Regions from separate parts of the Homo sapiens genome. Here region 1 is linked to region 2. Evidence: chromatin loops called from intact Hi-C (ENCODE). Cell type or tissue: PC-3. All regions are shown on one strand. Links, peaks and the distances in the headings refer to the core of each region. The heading gives the core; the rest is flanking DNA. Region 1 overlaps LOC105374007 (a long non-coding RNA gene). Region 2 overlaps COL8A1 (collagen type VIII alpha 1 chain).

Region 1 (8,342 bases), core at 304-8,303, 220 kb before region 2:
CAGGCACATGGCTCTGAACTTGGTTTAAACTCAGTAAATGCTTCTGGAACCCCTGCTAAAATTAAGGACCCATTATGCCTTCCTCTAATTGACAGCATTACTTTTTTTAAAGGAGATTATAGTACTTTCCAGTCATCAAAGCTTCCCATTATTACAGATCGGCATTTCTGGTGTAGATTAACAAATGCCAGAATTATCCTTCAGCTCACAGCATAGATTCAGGTTTGAACTCTGTATGTAGAGCAGCTTACAATTTATGGGCAGCAGAAATGACACCATTGAAAAAAGTTAACATGAACCACCAACAAAAGATTAAATTGTTTCCCCAGATGCAGCTTCTGAATTTTTAAGTTTTAAGTAAATCTTTCACCCAATTAAAGCTTATTATAACTACAGAGGTTTCATTATTAATACATAGCCAGAAAATTCATTACCTCTATCGAATCTCTAGTTTTCTCTAGATTAACCTGAATCATTGAGTTTTAAGTGTGTTTGGGCTTTCTGCTGCTTGAAACATGGCATTTACTGGGCCAATCTCTGTCCTATGTTGGGAAAGATAGGAAAATTGAGATAGAGATGAGCAAGTCATCAAATTGTCAAACCTGAAAATACATTGGCCAGAGTGAAAAGCATTCAGGTGGAATACATGGGTAGAGCTCAGTTCAATATGTCAGCTATCTACTGAGTAGTTCAAAGCTAAAAACTATGGATAGAAGTTCAGAGCAAAGAAGTACCTGTTTAAATATACTTTAAACACATGAGTCTGAGTGTTAATTACATTTAGAAAACTTGAGACCAGCCAGGAAAAGAGTTAGCTCAATCTTGAGTAAAATTGGTTATTTGAGGAAAAAAATGAACAAAACTATTTCCACCGAGTCAATAGCCCTAGACATTTTCACTGACCTTTAAGAAAGTCTATACACAGCAGTCTTACAAAACACATAGTGATTAAGAACTCAGTAAAATTCCATCTGACATTTATGACTTGTGATTCAAATCTATCTCTTACTAGGTAAGCCTAGAGATGGTGCTGCTATTATATAAATAACCTAAAGCTGGGGTTCTCAAAGTATGACCCATAGTCAAACAACCTCATCATTACCTGGGAACTTGTAGAAATGCAAATTCTAGGACCCTCCCAGAGAACTGCTTTATCAGAAACTGTTGGGAGTGAACCCAGCAATGTTTGTTACCATTCTGACAGCAACTGGCCTACAGACTTACAGTTACAGATTGCAAAGTAAAGATGCTTCTACGTCTATTCTCTTCTCTGAAATTGGCTGAAAATAACAATAAGAAAAAAATAAAAACAAGGAAATTCCATTTTAAATTATATTAGCTACTACAATACCAAACCAAAAACTGTGAGGAATACAGTGAGATTTGGATTCAATTGAGCATAATAGATGCATACCTTAACAGACCTCAGGCAGAGCATGGAATTCTACAAAGGAAAGAGACACAGCCCTAAGGTGCCTGACCAGGGATTTTTTTATTTGAAACAGCAAATTGTAGAGTGACAGGCAATGTGGGGCCAAATGATGAAGGAGGCAGACACACCATCTTTCAAACTACTAGGCTGGCAGTATGGCAAGGAGAGATGGTGGGTAACAGTTGCTGTTCAAAATTGCTAAAGTAAAACTAATAAATACGAATTCCAACACATTGCTCCATTGCAAGATAAGCAAACTGAAAGGGCACATCTGTGAAAGAAGTGAGCAAAAATCTGTCCCCTAGCAGAAACTTTGGGAAAAGAATTGAAACAGCAGAACCATAATAAAGCTATCTTCTGCCCCAACTTACTTCCCCAGCCCTTTTTCAGACTATTGTTTAGCAAATAGCTAGCTACCCCCGAAACAATGGCCCCATTTAAAGATGAGAAAAATATCAGAAAGAAGCTGGAATAAAAACAACATATAGAGATACTACAAGAAAAAAATTAAAAAATTATACAAAAGAGGCACACAAATTAAATGTAACAATTATAGAAGAAATATATTATTTCCTCAAATAATTTTCAATGATATTGAAAAAAATTTTAAATAAAGCCTTTTTGAAGAAATATTTAGAACAAGACAGAATGGCTCAAAGAAGAAAAGACAAGCCAATAGAAGGACAATAAAAGTAAGCTAGCAGAATTTAGCAAGGAAATAAAAGAAATAAATATGATTAATTCAGAAATAAAATCCACTTTAGAAGCAGACATCTTTTAATGGATGTCACCAAAAATACAGACTTAATTATGGAAGTTAGACTTGAGAACACCGAGTAAAATGAACGAGAGAAAAATAATTCGAAATCATTGGAAAGAAAAATTAAAGATAAATTAAAATTAATATGGAAGACAAATAAATAAGATCCAATATGCATATCCATGAAGAGAAGTAAATGAATTAGAAACAAATTCAAAGATGTATTAGAGAAAAACATTCCAGGACATTTTAATTAAAAAGCAAGTTACAATTTCAAGGCAAAAGTTATTAAATTTGTCAAAGAATGGGACTTGATAATGATGAAGTATATACTCCATAATGAAGACCTAGCTACCTAGCTATCCTTAATATCTATGCACCAAATAATATAACATAAAAATGCATAATGCCAAAAACTGGAAGTAGACATAAATGGATAGTAATACAAAACATACACACAATCTTTGACAAATGATATAGATTTAAAATAAGTACCGGCTGGGCGCAGTGGCTCACGCCTGTAATCCCAGCACTTTGGGAGGCAGAGGCGGGTGGGTCACCTGAGGTCAGGAGTTCAAGACCAGCCTCAACATGGAGAAACCCTGTCTCTACTAAAAATACAAAATTAGCCGGGCATGGTGGTGCATGCCTGTAATCCCAGCTACTCGGGAGGCTGAGGCAGGAGAATTGCTTGAACCTGGGAGGTGGAGGTTGCGGTGAGCTGAGATCATGCCACTGCACTCCAGCCTGGGCAACAAGAGCGAAACTCAGTCTCAAAAAAAATAATAAAATAAAATAAGTACCAATACAGAAAAAAATAAGTAACATAATAATATGGATGTTATATACATACACACATATATAAAATCAAATGAAGCAACTTTTAAAGACAAATGGAAAATGTGTTAAAGTTGGCAGGTAATAGCCCATAAAGAAAATTTCCATAAATTTTGTATTATAATTAAAGAATGTCACCTATACTATTTCACACTAGCAAATGTATTAAGATTTTCCGTAAGAGCCACACATAGATAATAGTTTTTAATTATGATGCCAGACATAAGAAATTTGCAATAACAATTAAGGCCAACAAACCAAGAACTGAAACATTCTCAAACAATTCAAGTCAAACAGGAAATCAAACTGAAACAGCCATATTAGGAGGTTGAAGGCTTGAGGGATCTTGGTTTTAATTTCCAGCCAAGGCCATCAGGTTAAACCTTTAGAAATAACTTCAAAAAGAAAATAAGGGAATACATAAGATTATAAATAATAAAAATCATACATAAAATTAATTGTTATCCTATACACAAATAATAACTTTTAAAATATAGGAGCTAGAAATATCTCACTTTCAATAGTGACTCTATCGGTCAGGGCCCAGCTAGCAATACAGAGTCCTGACATATAATAATTAAATAAGATAATTTAATGTGGGAACTAATTATAAAGGTATTAGAATAGCTGAAAGAGTAAATGAAGGAAGGTGCCATCAAAAAATTATTAACAGTGGAAAGTTGCTAATATCCCTAAGCTGGAAGGACAAAAGGAGAGGATGATATTCCTAGGGTCTAAGCACTGGGCCCACCAAAAATGCTGGAACTCTGACAGTACTGCCTCTTGAAAGCTGGGACTAAAGAGGGAGTTAAAGCACAGAGGAGACTGGACCAGAGCTTCCACCAGGAGCAGAGGGCTGGGTAGAAGTAGCCTCCCTTCTTCCGTGCTCCTTCCTTCCAGCATCTTCCCAGTGCCCCCTACTGGCTAACTTTAGATGAAAGTCACCCGGCAAGGGAGCCTGGGAATGCAGTTCACATGGTGTTCTCTTGTAACCTACAGGGAAAGGGAGGGAGATGGAATTGAAAGCAAACAGAAAAAAGACCATTGGCACAGCAAGCAAAAGAAAAAGAAGAAAAGAGAGAGAAAATTAGATCTATTTCCCATACTTCACCTAAAGGTCCTTGATAGGAATTGTGTTATGGGCAACGCATGTGTTTATTTAATTATTTTAAAATATGAGGGGAAAAACCCACATATATTGTATACAAATTCTATACAATAAAAAACAAGTTTATCTCTCACTTCATACCCCCAATCCCTCTACACAGCATAGCCACTGTTACTTATTTTGTGTATTCTTCTGGAAATTTCCCATATACACGCATGAATATTTTTAAATGTCCACAAGCACAAAATACCTATTATTCTATCTGGTTTTTTTCCACTTAGGTATGTATGTTGGAAACCTTGTCATAATTTATTTTTAAAAGTCTCCATTTGATGCATAAATAGGCCATTTCAAGGTTTTTTTATTATAGAGAATATATCACAAAAGTAAAGGAGTACTGATAAAATTATTTGGCTAGTGTCTTTACATGTCTGGTATTTGAAACAATCCAGTTAGCGTGTGTTGGGCCAGGGGCAATACAGCTAAAAGAAGAACATAAGTGGGATATGGGATTTGAAAGTAAGTCACTAAAACATGGAGCTATCTCACATTCATTGTTACTTATAATTCATTCCCATATGTTTGTGAATGTTTGGAAGGACATGCAGATGTAACCAATATGTGTATCTTTACCCCCAAGGCAATTGCACGTACCAATGTTTTTATTCTCCCAAAACTAAATAAAACCTGATCCCCTCTGTTTTAGCCAGGCCTATTCACTTGCCTCTGAAATTTTTCAGGTTTTTGAGATTGCTTAATTGTGTAACCTTGGACAAGGCCCTAATCTCTGTGGCCCTCAGTTTCCTCATTAAAATGAAAGTGTCATCTTAATCTATCCTGCTCTTACAAATTCAACAATTCTACTTGTCCCAGCTCTGACTATCACATTTTCAAGAGAAAAGAAAGAGCAGGCCGGGCATGGTGGCTCACGCTTATAATCTTAGCACTTTGGGAGGCTGAGGCGGACAGATAGCTTGAGCTCAGGAGTTCAAGACCAGCCTGGATAACATGGTGAAGCCTTGTGTGCACAAAATATAAAAAATAAAAAAATTAGTCAAGTATGGTGGCATGCACCTGTAGTCCCAGTTACTTGGGAGGCTGAGATAGAAGGATGGCTTGAGCCCAGGAGGTGGAGGTTGCAGTGAGCCAAGATTGTGCCACTGGACTCCAACCTGTGAGACAGAGCCAGACCCTGTCAAAAAAAAAAAAAAAAAGAGTGGACAAAATCCCCTCCCCTTAAAGAGAGGAGAGTTTGAAGCCCATTCTCAAATAATTTAAAATTTTCACAATGGGGCCGGGCGCTGTGGCTCACGCCTGTAATCCCAACACTTTGGGAGGCTGAGGTGGGAGGATCCCCTGAGGTCAGGGGTTCAAGATCAGCCTGGCCAACATGGCGAAACCACATCTCTACTGAAAGCACAAAAATTAGCTGGGCGTAGTGGCAGGTGCCTATAATCCCAGCTACTCAGGAGGCTGAGGTAGGAGAATTACTTAAACCCAGGAGGTGGAGGTTGCAGTGAGTGGAGATCATACCACTGCACTCCAGGCTGGGCAACAAGAGTGAGACTCCATCTCAAAAAAAAAAAAAAAAAAATTCACATTGATCTTTCTCTGTAATCCCTGTATTCTCCCCTTGATTCTTGTGAAGCACTGGAGCTTCCACAAGTTTCCTCCCAGGAAGAAAATTAGAAGAATAAAATATTGGAGGGAGTAAGAGAACGAAACTGTTGAACATTCCCATAAATTCAGACTGCTGTTGCTTTTACTATCTTCAAAGAGAATAAATTATGATACAACCTTAAAATGAAAGTTCTATACTCAGTCAACCACTGTAACATGACAAGTCATGAAATTAAGGCAATAAAAGATTCCAAATTTGAGGAAAGATCATAGAATTTTTAAAGTTAAAAGAGTTTAGTGGGAATACATAGGTCCTGACAGACTACTACCAGGAAAATTCTAAATACTTGGCCACTTAAAGTTTTCAGAAAATTTGTAAGGAAGATGTTTAATTTTCAGTGACATGTAATTCAGTTAAGGGAAAAAAAATTAAAAGTTTCATCAAATAGGAAACGAACTTAAAACTCTGCTATTCTTGAACACATCTTAGAATTATTTTATCAGTTCTAAAAGTGGAACTGCCTAAATCTGCAGGATGTATTATGAAAAACAAAGAGTTCTCATGTCTTCAAACACCACTGCCAAAGGACAAAGGTCCTGAAAAGTCTTTAGGGGAGCAATATTAAAAATGTACAGACTCAACTTTGGGGTGTTGAAAAAAGTGGTAAGTCTATTTGCTTTTAACAATAAGCTACCCTTCCTTTAGAAATTATTTATACATTAAATATAATGTTTTGGAAAGATGACATTAAATGAATAGTTGCATTGAGGAATTATAAAAATTAGCTGAGCTATGTTTCAGTAGCATATTATTGAGCTAGAGAAGCTAAAGAGTACTGTGAGGACATAGAATTGGCAATCCCCAAAAAAGTGATTCATGAAGTCAGCCCAGGAGAGTCAGGAAAGATTTTACATAAGAAGCCAAATTTTAAATCAATTCTGAAGGATGAAATGTAGATTACCAGTCTTAGAAGAAGGAAAATGTATTCCAGGAAGAGAAAATAGCAAGTACAAAGGCACTGAGGCATGTTTGGAAAGAAATGAGAAAAGTTTAGTATGATTTCTGGAACATAATTGTGTATGCATAATGGGAGGAGATCAGGCAGGAATGCAGGCTGGGGCCGGAATGTGCTGCGGAGTTTGAGGTATGCTCAGACACCCTGGCCTCTTTAACAACAAGGAACTATGCTAAACTATGGAACCATATGTTTTATCACAACATATTAATGACCACATGTTAACAGAGAGGGAACTGGAAAATAACCACTGGCTATGGCAATGACTCAGACATTCTCCTATTTCAGTCTTCAAAGCACCAGCATGCAAGATGACACTTGAGAGTATACTTTCTTTACATCATATTATAATAAGCAGAAGCCCAGCAATCCAGCATTTAAGAAAACACTAGATCTTGGATGAAAACTAACTAAATAAAAGTGGTGGAGTTAAATTCACTATTTAGAGTGTTATATGTCTTTATTACAGTTAATGGAAGCGCACCCAGGAAATATGTAGAAAACACAGTGCCAGAGAACTACACAGCTCTCAAGATTCCAGTGTTTCTCAGCTTCTGAAACAAAAAGCAGATTTGACTTTTTTTAGAACTTATGTAGAAAGTAACTGTCATTTTCCTAGTTGTAGCTCCTATTTTTCCCACCCTGCTGGCATATTTACTCTTCTTGCACAAGCATATCTTGTTTTTTGCCACATTCAGTGTTCATGCCATTCTCAACACCCTCTTCATCAAATCTGCCCATTCTAATTCTACCCATTCCTTTTCCTTCCAGTTTGAGCATTACTGAACATGTATAGGAAGCAAAAAATATGTTTTCGGCAGAGGGTGGTAGTGAAACAAGAGGAATAGAGCAAATATAGGTTAAACACCTAGAACATATTCAGCTTGGGTTCAGTTTTAATTGATTAATTTGATGTCATCATGTGTCAAGACCTCTCAGTGCCCTAGAGTCTAGACCCAAATGCCTGCCACTTTTCTATCCACTGATCACAGTCTCATGCAACCCTGGCCACTTCCTCCCTTTATCCATTCTACTATTCTTTCACTGGGTTTATTAAAATCCTTGTTTTCTTATTTTCTTTATAACAACCTTTTCTTCAAACACTTCTTATCCTTCACTAAAACTGAAAGGTCATTTCAAATCCCTAAAAATATATTTAAAATTAAAAATTTTTAAAAACATCGCTGTCACCAACATAAAAGCCCTTCTAATCAGTTTTCTCACCTATCAAAAGGAGAAATTTTCAAGATCATTTCTCTAGTTCTTTACAGGTAATTGGTAATAAATAATAAGAATTTCCCTAATTTAGTTATTAATGTATTACAGTCCTGATTTCTTAGAAGTGACAGCTCAATCATTTCTTACTTCAGCCAAATCATTTCTCTTCAGGGAGAGAATATAAGGTACCCAAGAGGTGAGGACACCCAAAGCATGATATTGCACTCTCATGACTAAGACAGTTATTAGCTCAAGTCCTTCAGTCTCCAAGCTGTTCCCTTCTGGGTAAGCCAACAAGCCACAAGGATTCATTCAAATGGTGAGTGGGACACAAAAATATTAAAACTAACA
Region 2 (8,342 bases), core at 10-8,009:
AATTCTCCTGGCTCAGCCTCCTGAGTAGCTGGAACTACAGGTGCACACCACCACACCTGGCTAATTTTTGTATTTTTAGTAGAGACAGGGTTTCGCCATGTTGGCCAGGCTGGTCTTGAACTCCTGATCTCCAGGAATCCGCCCACCTCAGCCTCCCAAAGTGCTGGGATTACAGGCGTGAGCCACTACACCTGGCCCCAGTTTCCTAATGTTCATGTTTACCTAGAATTAAATAAAAAGAAAATATTAATAGCCAACTCTGGGTGGCAGAATTTTAGACAGTTTTGTGCCCTCATGTATACTCTTTTGTAAATTTTTCAAAAAAACATATATTGCTTTTATAATTGGTAAACAGAAAAAATATTGTAATTGACTCCAAAATCGATAGGTGATAAAGACAAAATTGTCCAGGGGGAGTAAAATGCAAATTTTGCTCTCAATCACAAAATTTTTAAAAAATAATAATAAATGTAATAGGTTCTTCCTTCCAGGTGTTATTGCCCTTTCTTTGATTCAAGATAAAGCAACCTGTAGGCTATTCAACTTCTCTAGACAAGAAAGGTTAAAAATTGGATTGAATTTTCAAGATTTTCTTGAGAAAGCATTTCACCTGCAGCTATGAACATGAGTGTAAAGATCAAAGTTGTAATACGGGCTGGTAAAGCTGAAAGTTGTTATTGTGGCAATCAGAAAAGTAGAGCATCATTAAAGTGTACCTCTTTCACCTTAAAACATAAACTGGCCATCAATCATTTCTAATGGCATCTACTTAAAACTGGCCTTATGATTGGCTCCTAAGTGTGTAAAATGTCAGGTGGAAATACATAAACACATCTTTGAGCTGGATAGAGTCTCAGTGATCCTAAAAAGTGAAATATAGAGCTATTTTAGAGATGCCATTTAAAAATTTATGGAGAGAGATTTGGTCTTATAATTTCTTTCATGAATACTAAAATTTTACTACAAAGAAAATTCAGAAATGAGTTATTTGTGCCATTTAATCATTAAATCATAAATCCACAGACCATTAGAGCTGGAAGGGGCCTTCTAGATTACCTCCTCCAATGCCAATATTTTGCAGATGAGAAAGTAGGAACAGAAAATTTATTTTCTCAGGGTTAAGCATGGTGGCTCACACCTGTAATCCCAGCAATATAGGAGGCCAAAGCGGGCAGATCACCTGAGGTCAGGAGTTTGAGACCAGCCTGGCCAACATGGCGAAACCCTGCCTCTACTACAAATACAAAAATTAGCCAGGTGTGGTGGTGGGTGCCTGTAATCCCAGCTACTTGGGAGGCTGACGCAGGGAGAATTGCTTGAACCAGGCAGGTGGAGGTTGCAGTAAGCTGAGATCGCACCACTGCACTCCAGCTTGGGCAACAGAGTGAGACTGAAAAAAAGAAAAGAAAATTTATCTTCTCAGGAAAAAGTAAAATCACTCAAAAATATCTTAAAGAATCCAGAAACATCTTGAATCTTACTGACGAAAAATTAGGTATTTTGAATCCTACTAGAACTTTAATTATAACTCGAATTTTTAGTTTGGTTGTGGGCAGTCCTACGCAATGAAGGAAAGACGCTAACAGTGACTGTGGAAAGCACATTCACAATGAACACTTATAAAGTTAAAACTAAAAATAAAACAGACCAATGATTTCAGACCAGGTTATTCATTCATTACTCAGCTTCCTTTCTTTAGTGAGTCAAGCAATTGAAATGAGCGTTCTTAGCCACTTTTAAGACACAATTCTTCTATTATCATGAAAAATTGGCTACTTCTAAAGTTGCTGATATGCTGAAGAATAATGGGACATTCATTCTTTGAGTTAAAAAATCCAAATTATTGCCAAAATCCTCCTGATTTAATGCATTTATGAAAATATGCTTATAATAAAATTATATATATTAAGAATATACTCCTCATCCCCTGCAAATAGATACTTACTTTGCATTATGGACATCCTGGAAGAAGTAAACATGAAAGCTCTTTTTCTAAGTTTAATGTTGATCTAAGAAATGGAAAATAGTAACACTTGGTTTTAAGGAAACTAGCACAGTGTGGACATGTTCATTGTCATCTGTAAAGTAGAAATAAGAGTAGACTCTTGCAAAATCATTTAAGAATTAAATCAATAATAGATATAAAATGGTTAGTACAGGGTTTGGTCATAGTTAACATTTAATAAGTCCCAGCTATTAGTAGTAGTGGTAGTAATATTATTATTATTTATAACATGATCACTCTTCTACTACTCCCTTCCCTTCAAGCAAAACTCTTGTGATTCCCCTACACTATTTTATGGCGCCATGTGCTTGTATATTCTGATCCCTCTCCCCAAATGCCCTATCCTGACTTCTATATCTGCTGAACTCCTACTTATCACCCAAGGTCAGCTCCAAAGTTTTTTCCTCTTACCTGCGTTACCTAATCCCTGATTGCACTCACCTATTTCCCATGGTTCTCTGCATATATCCCTCTCCTATCAATTGAGATGAGGACTTTTACTTGATTCTCCCTCACGCCCCCCACATGCCCCCCCACACACACATGCATGTACACATATGCACACACTCTGGACTACAGTGAATTCATCATACTCAATTTTGTATCATCATAGAAATGTCTATTGAAATGAACAAACTCCCGCATAAATAAATGACTTTTTAATTTCATGAGTAGGTATCAGGCTAGAATGTGCACCTAGTGGCCTCAGTTTAGAGGGGGAGAAGGGGAGATGGGTATATGAGGAAAGCTGGGACATGCAACTCACCAGCCCTGGAGCCCGGCTCTGCCACATGCCTACTGCTATGACTTGTGGTAAATCATTTAACTTCCCTGGACCTCAGTTTTCCTTCTCAGCAAAATGGGAGGACTGGGCAAAATGTTATCTGAGGACCCTTCCAGCACCAACCTTTATATATGATGCTATGCACTGGTTTATCTCAATGGTTCTCAAACTTTAGCAGACATCAGAATCATCTGGAAGGCTTATTAAAATACTGGTCAGCAGATCTGATGGGGCCCAAGAACTTGCATTTTTAACAAATTGCCAGATGATGGTGAGGCTACTGGCAGGGGGACCACACTTTAAGAACCACTAACTGATCTTCTTGACACAGGATCCTGACACTGTCCTGTTGTTATCTGGTGAAAGGCACTCCTGATATGATAAGATGCAGGCAAGTAAACCCACACTTCTGTGAGGCTGCCATCACAAGGACTAGGTGCCTATGGGTGAGCCCCAAGGGTGACCACAGAATGAAAGCTTTGCTGACTGGAGTTTTGTTAAAGGCTCACTTTGTGGGAAAGAAACTGCCTGACTTCTCAATGCTATAGGGTATAGAAAACACTGACGCCAGGGTTGGACCCATCAGTTAGTACCGCTGCAGCTGAAGTCACATGGATCACAATTGCCATCTAGTGATGACTTTGAATTACTGCATCAAGAGACTACAGAATGAAATGCTGCTTTTTCATTTAGAAACTGCTTTTTTTTTACACAAAACTATGTTCAAAATGAGATCCCTTAAGGATAAAGTCTAATGTGCTCCGGTCTTATCTACATTTGTATCTCAGTACTATGAAAATAAATACATATATAGTACTTACTATGTGCTAGGCATGGTTCTATGCTTTATATATGTTCAATTATTCACAGCAAACCCATGAGATAATACAAATTTTCCCAGTTTGGAGACAAGAAATAAAACTACAAATGTACAAAGCAATGAAAAGACTTGCTTGAGGTTGCCCAGTCAGTAAAATGGTAGAGCTTGGACTGAACCTAGACAGCTACTGGGAAGATAACTACACTAACCAGTTTCTCTTATATCAATTTAAAACATAGTTGCTGAAACAATTAGTACTTGTAAACTGTTGTCAGTTACAGATATGGGTCTGCAAAATTTTATTAAGTATACACTGAATAAATAATTTTTTTCTGATCCTTCCAAATGAAATCAGCTTATATCCAATAATTAAAGAAATGTTTCTACCTACAGAAAGCCAAATGCAACAAAATGAGCACCAACTTGGATTAAGATTTGGAATCATTTTTCCACCTGCTATACAATCTTAGACAAGTCACTTAGATCCACTTTTTCATCTATGAAGTAGAAAAAATAAAACCATAGTTTACATAGCTATGTAATTCCCAAAAATGTGGTTTAGGGGTTCTGTAAAGTCAGATTAAATTTTAGAGTAGCTGCTCAAGTTATCCACTGAATGCGATCACAAGAGCAAAGAGGGAGATCATGGATAATAACTATACTGTTTTTTTTTTTCAAATTGTCTCTCATGTGTGAAAGAAGCCAGGACAAGAGGTTTGATCTCCTGGTCTATCGTCCATAAGTGCTAGCAGTAAACAATAACACTCATGGTGTTTGTGGGAGAATTAAAGAGCTCAATAAGAAAGATACACATTTCCTTTATTTTTCTGAATACTGTACTTGGCCTGTGCACCTGAGCTCTGCATCCCTGCCTGTTCTCTGCCTCCCAAGGGTCCTCACCAAAGAACTCCTACAGAAAGATCACATATTTGCCAGTGGATTGAGGTTCAACCCCCTCTCACTCCAACCTTCTCTTACCAGAGATCTTCTTGGATTTAAAAACCAGGTCCCTGATAATCCTTTTAGCTCCTTATCTAAAACATCTCAGTTACCAAATAATTTATCTCAATAGACCAAACCAGAGTTATCAAACCAAAGTACTACAGTACTAGGTTTCTTTGCACCTGTATATGTGTAACATGCTAAGACTTGCTGGCATCAAATTCATGGTAATGAAGGAAAAATAAACATAGAGTCAGAGGAATAATGGGTAACAATTAAAATACAGTAGGGTAAACTATCAGTACCTCATTTTAGTAGATTTCTTGATGTCATTTCAAGTATTTGCACATATTTAGTCACCAAAGCAACCCTAAAATTAGGCTAGATAAGCTTATTATCAACACCATTTGAGAAATAAAGATATTGACACACAGAAGTGTAAAGAAAAACAAAGGAAATTGAAGCAAAGAAACTTTAAACAACTTGAAAAAATAAGTGAGGGTTCATATATCCTAGTTATTAGGCCTATGCTTGGCCCCACAATTATAGTTTAACAATCAAATCCTGAAATAAGATGACTCCCTCTGATAGTTGAGTTTTTTAAAAGTTCTTTATACAAATATAGTAGAAGTAAATGAATAATTAGACTTCAAGGATAGTAAACACTCCATTAATTCACTCAACCAATATGTGTTGAGAATCTGCTATGTGGCTGGCACTGTTTTAGGTTGGGGAGTTTAGCAGTGAATGAGGGCAAAAATGCCATTCTACCCTTAAAGCTTACATTCTGTCTAGTTGGAGAAGAGTTGATAAATGTGAATATAAATAAATATTTAATACCATGTTGATCATGAAGAAAAATCAAATAAGGGAAAGGGATAGAGAATGATAGGATGAGGGATGCTGTTTAAAATTGAATGGTCAACACAAGCCACTCTGAGGAGGTGACATGTGATCTGAGATCTGAAGAAGGCAAGGCCATGCAACACAATGATCTGGAAGACAGTTCAGGCAAATGGGAAGTCCCAAGGCTGAGAACCAGTTTGGCTTGTTGCAAGATGGCAAGAAGACCACTGGCCAGAGCCTGGTAACTAAAGAGCAGATGGTGTCAAAGAAGAGAGCGGAGCCAGATCGCTTAGGTCTTGCAGGCTGTGGAGGGGAGTTCAGAGTTTACATGAACTGGGGTGGGGAGCCACAGGTGGATTTTGAACAGAGTGACAGGATCTGGTCTACTTCTTTAAATCATTACTCTGGTTTCTCTGAGGAGATTGGACTCCGCACATGAATGGAGACAGGGAGGTAAGGCACTGGTCCAGGCAAAACATGATCGGTGCCCAGTGACTCAGGATACATTTTCATTAAAGAGATCATAAAACTTGCAGATGGATTGGATGTGTGAGAAGAAGAGATATCGAGAATGTCTCCTGCACTTTGAGCCTGAGCAACTAGATAAGTACGAATACCATTTATCAAAATAGGGGAGCTTGGGGTAGAATCATTTTCTGAATCTTATAATCCTCCAATTGTACCAGTGAACTCAATTTGAGAATTCATTTTTGAAAGTGAAAAAGACTTTTAGTCCAAGAATCTTTAGAAAATGTCACCACCTGTTTTAGGATAAGCCATGTATAGCAATAATTATATTCTGCCACATGGAGTATTCCACTCTTAGAATTCTGAACCAGACCATGGTCCTGATATGATGTAATATTTCTAAGTGTTCCTTTGTAAAAATAGTTTCAAAGACTCATGAATTATAAAATCATGCCTCCTGTTTAGGACATGTTTATAAATATGAATAATAGAAGCTTAGCTCCTAACTATTTCAAGAAGTACAAGGAAAACGTCCACAGTTCAGTTAAAAAGAATGTTAAATATCGGCCTGAGATTTATACTCTTGAGAAATAAATGTTACAGTAGAAATGGGAAGAAATGTGCTTGGTCTCTGAGCCAGTGGTTCTTTTATGGGAACCAGGGTCTTCAATTTCCAGGCAGCTACGCTGTGCTGAACTTGGACTCAAAGATTTGGGGACAGTACCATCACGTCACCTAAGCATGATCAAGAAAACACTCACTTTGGGGATACAAACGTCTTAGCCAAAATCAGCAGTAAATCCAGCATAGAGCCAAAACTATGTAAACAGTAGTGTAAAGATCCATATGCAGAGAAAACTGAAGGATCACTAAATTCCAAGGAAATGTGGTTTCTTTTTCAGTCCCTACTTTTTACAGAGAATGCTCCTTTTAAATATTTTAGCTTCTCTGATGGATCTGAATTAGCTATGGTCATTTTTGTAGATGAAGAAGAAACGAAATTCTAATGGCATATAAACTCTAGAAAGACAGGGACTTTTCTGTCTTCTTGCTGTATCCCCAGCAATTAGAACTGCACCTGGCAAATAGTTGGCATTCAGCAAATCTTTGTTGAATAAAGAAATGAATAAAGAAAAGCTTGAATAAATTGCTGAATTTAAAGGGGAAAAATAAATTAGACAGGAATCTTTTCTTTCTACTTGTTTTTATATCAAAATTCATTTTGTCAGGTGAAACCTAATAAAAATGTTGGCAGAAACTTTTCTTCCTCGGGGTGCAACTCTTGTCTAATACACTCTTTCTCTGGTGTCACAGTTAACCTCTTGTTGACCATTCATGACATTGACTAAGCATTAACAGATTTTTATCTTAGGTTCCTACAGATTTTATGGGGTCTACATTTCTCACCCATTCTTCATACTCTTTGCTGGGGAGCACTGCCGACCTGAAAAGTTAAACAAATAACTACATAATTGTCAGGCTGGTAGCCCCAAAAGATGACTTCTTTTGACTGCCGTATTAATTCTGTCTAATCTTCTAAGATCCATGTCTAAGATTCTAGCCTGACTTAAACTTATATCAGTTCATTTACCTTTATCAGTTCTGACCTCATGCTCAGGGCTGGCCTTTTTTCCATCACCATCATTTTATCTGCCGTAGCTATTGAGTACCTATGGATGAAAACTAGTAAAGAAATAAAAATGAGAAATGAAGAAGGAATTGAATGGGATACATCTGTTCCCAAACTAAGGCCCTTTTCAGAAAGTATTTAATGAGAAAACAGAAGCCTCACATTTTTACAGCATAGAATCTAGACTGGATTTTAGAGGCTACTGTCACTCAGCCTGATCAGCATGAATCTATCCTTGTATCAAGTGTTCCTTGAGATCTTTGAATCTAAAACCTTTTAAAATTTGTATAAGTTATTCTAAAGTGAGAAAATAAATAGAATAGAATACATTCTTTTAGGTTGATACCAAAGTAATCATGGTTTTTGCCACTACTTTCAATGGCAAAAACTTACTTTTGCATCAAGCTCATAGTAGAACATTACAGAGAGATAAAATAAATCTTTCTCATCTCGCCTTTTGGTGACATCACACTTTAAAAATAGGTATGAGCAGGAGCCCAAAGGAGGAATTTCAGTTAGGCTAATCGGCTTACAAGTAGAATGTCTTCCAGGATTCAAGAACTTTTGGCAAACATTAGTTAGCACATTCTTACTAAAAGGTAAAAACCTTTTTTTTCTTTGTCAGGTTTTAAATGACACTTGAAAGGGAAACTCTCCAAACCATAGCCAAAAGCAGGTTAATCCAACTTCCCCCAGCCAGCTCAAGATCAATGAAAAAGTTAGCCCTGAGGAGTTCAGGATGTTAATTGTGAAACATAATTCCATTACATTTATGGCTGTATAAACTGAGCAGAGCTCCTCTTGAATATTATGAGGTGTTCTTTGCAGTGCGGGCAATTGGTTATAC

What was found. Peaks named below come from ENCODE experiments on the same cell type or tissue, not always from the same donor. Only the 100,000 strongest peaks of a DNase experiment are listed, where the experiment ranks them.
Region 1: it touches region 2 in a loop (7-fold over the local background); 5 of 110 quality-filtered maps call a loop at or near these places.

The regions. Positions count from the first base shown.
Region 1 is chr3:99,528,517-99,536,858 of GRCh38, forward strand. The region is part of intron 1 of LOC105374007 (a long non-coding RNA gene); the gene reads right to left. The region is part of intron 1 of LOC105374005 (a long non-coding RNA gene); the gene reads right to left. Among named protein-coding and RNA genes, the nearest start is that of COL8A1, 110 kb to the right of the region's middle. In PC-3, for the core only: CTCF peaks have their summits at 3,956 (motif pointing left) and 4,157; DNase peaks (open chromatin) are centred at 3,945 and 7,055.
Region 2 is chr3:99,750,160-99,758,501 of GRCh38, forward strand. The region is part of intron 2 of COL8A1 (collagen type VIII alpha 1 chain); the gene reads left to right. Among named protein-coding and RNA genes, the nearest start is that of CMSS1, 64 kb to the right of the region's middle. In PC-3, for the core only: CTCF peaks have their summits at 3,441 (motif pointing left) and 3,640; DNase peaks (open chromatin) are centred at 1,662 and 3,382; H3K4me3 peaks cover 344 bases; H3K27ac peaks cover 724 bases.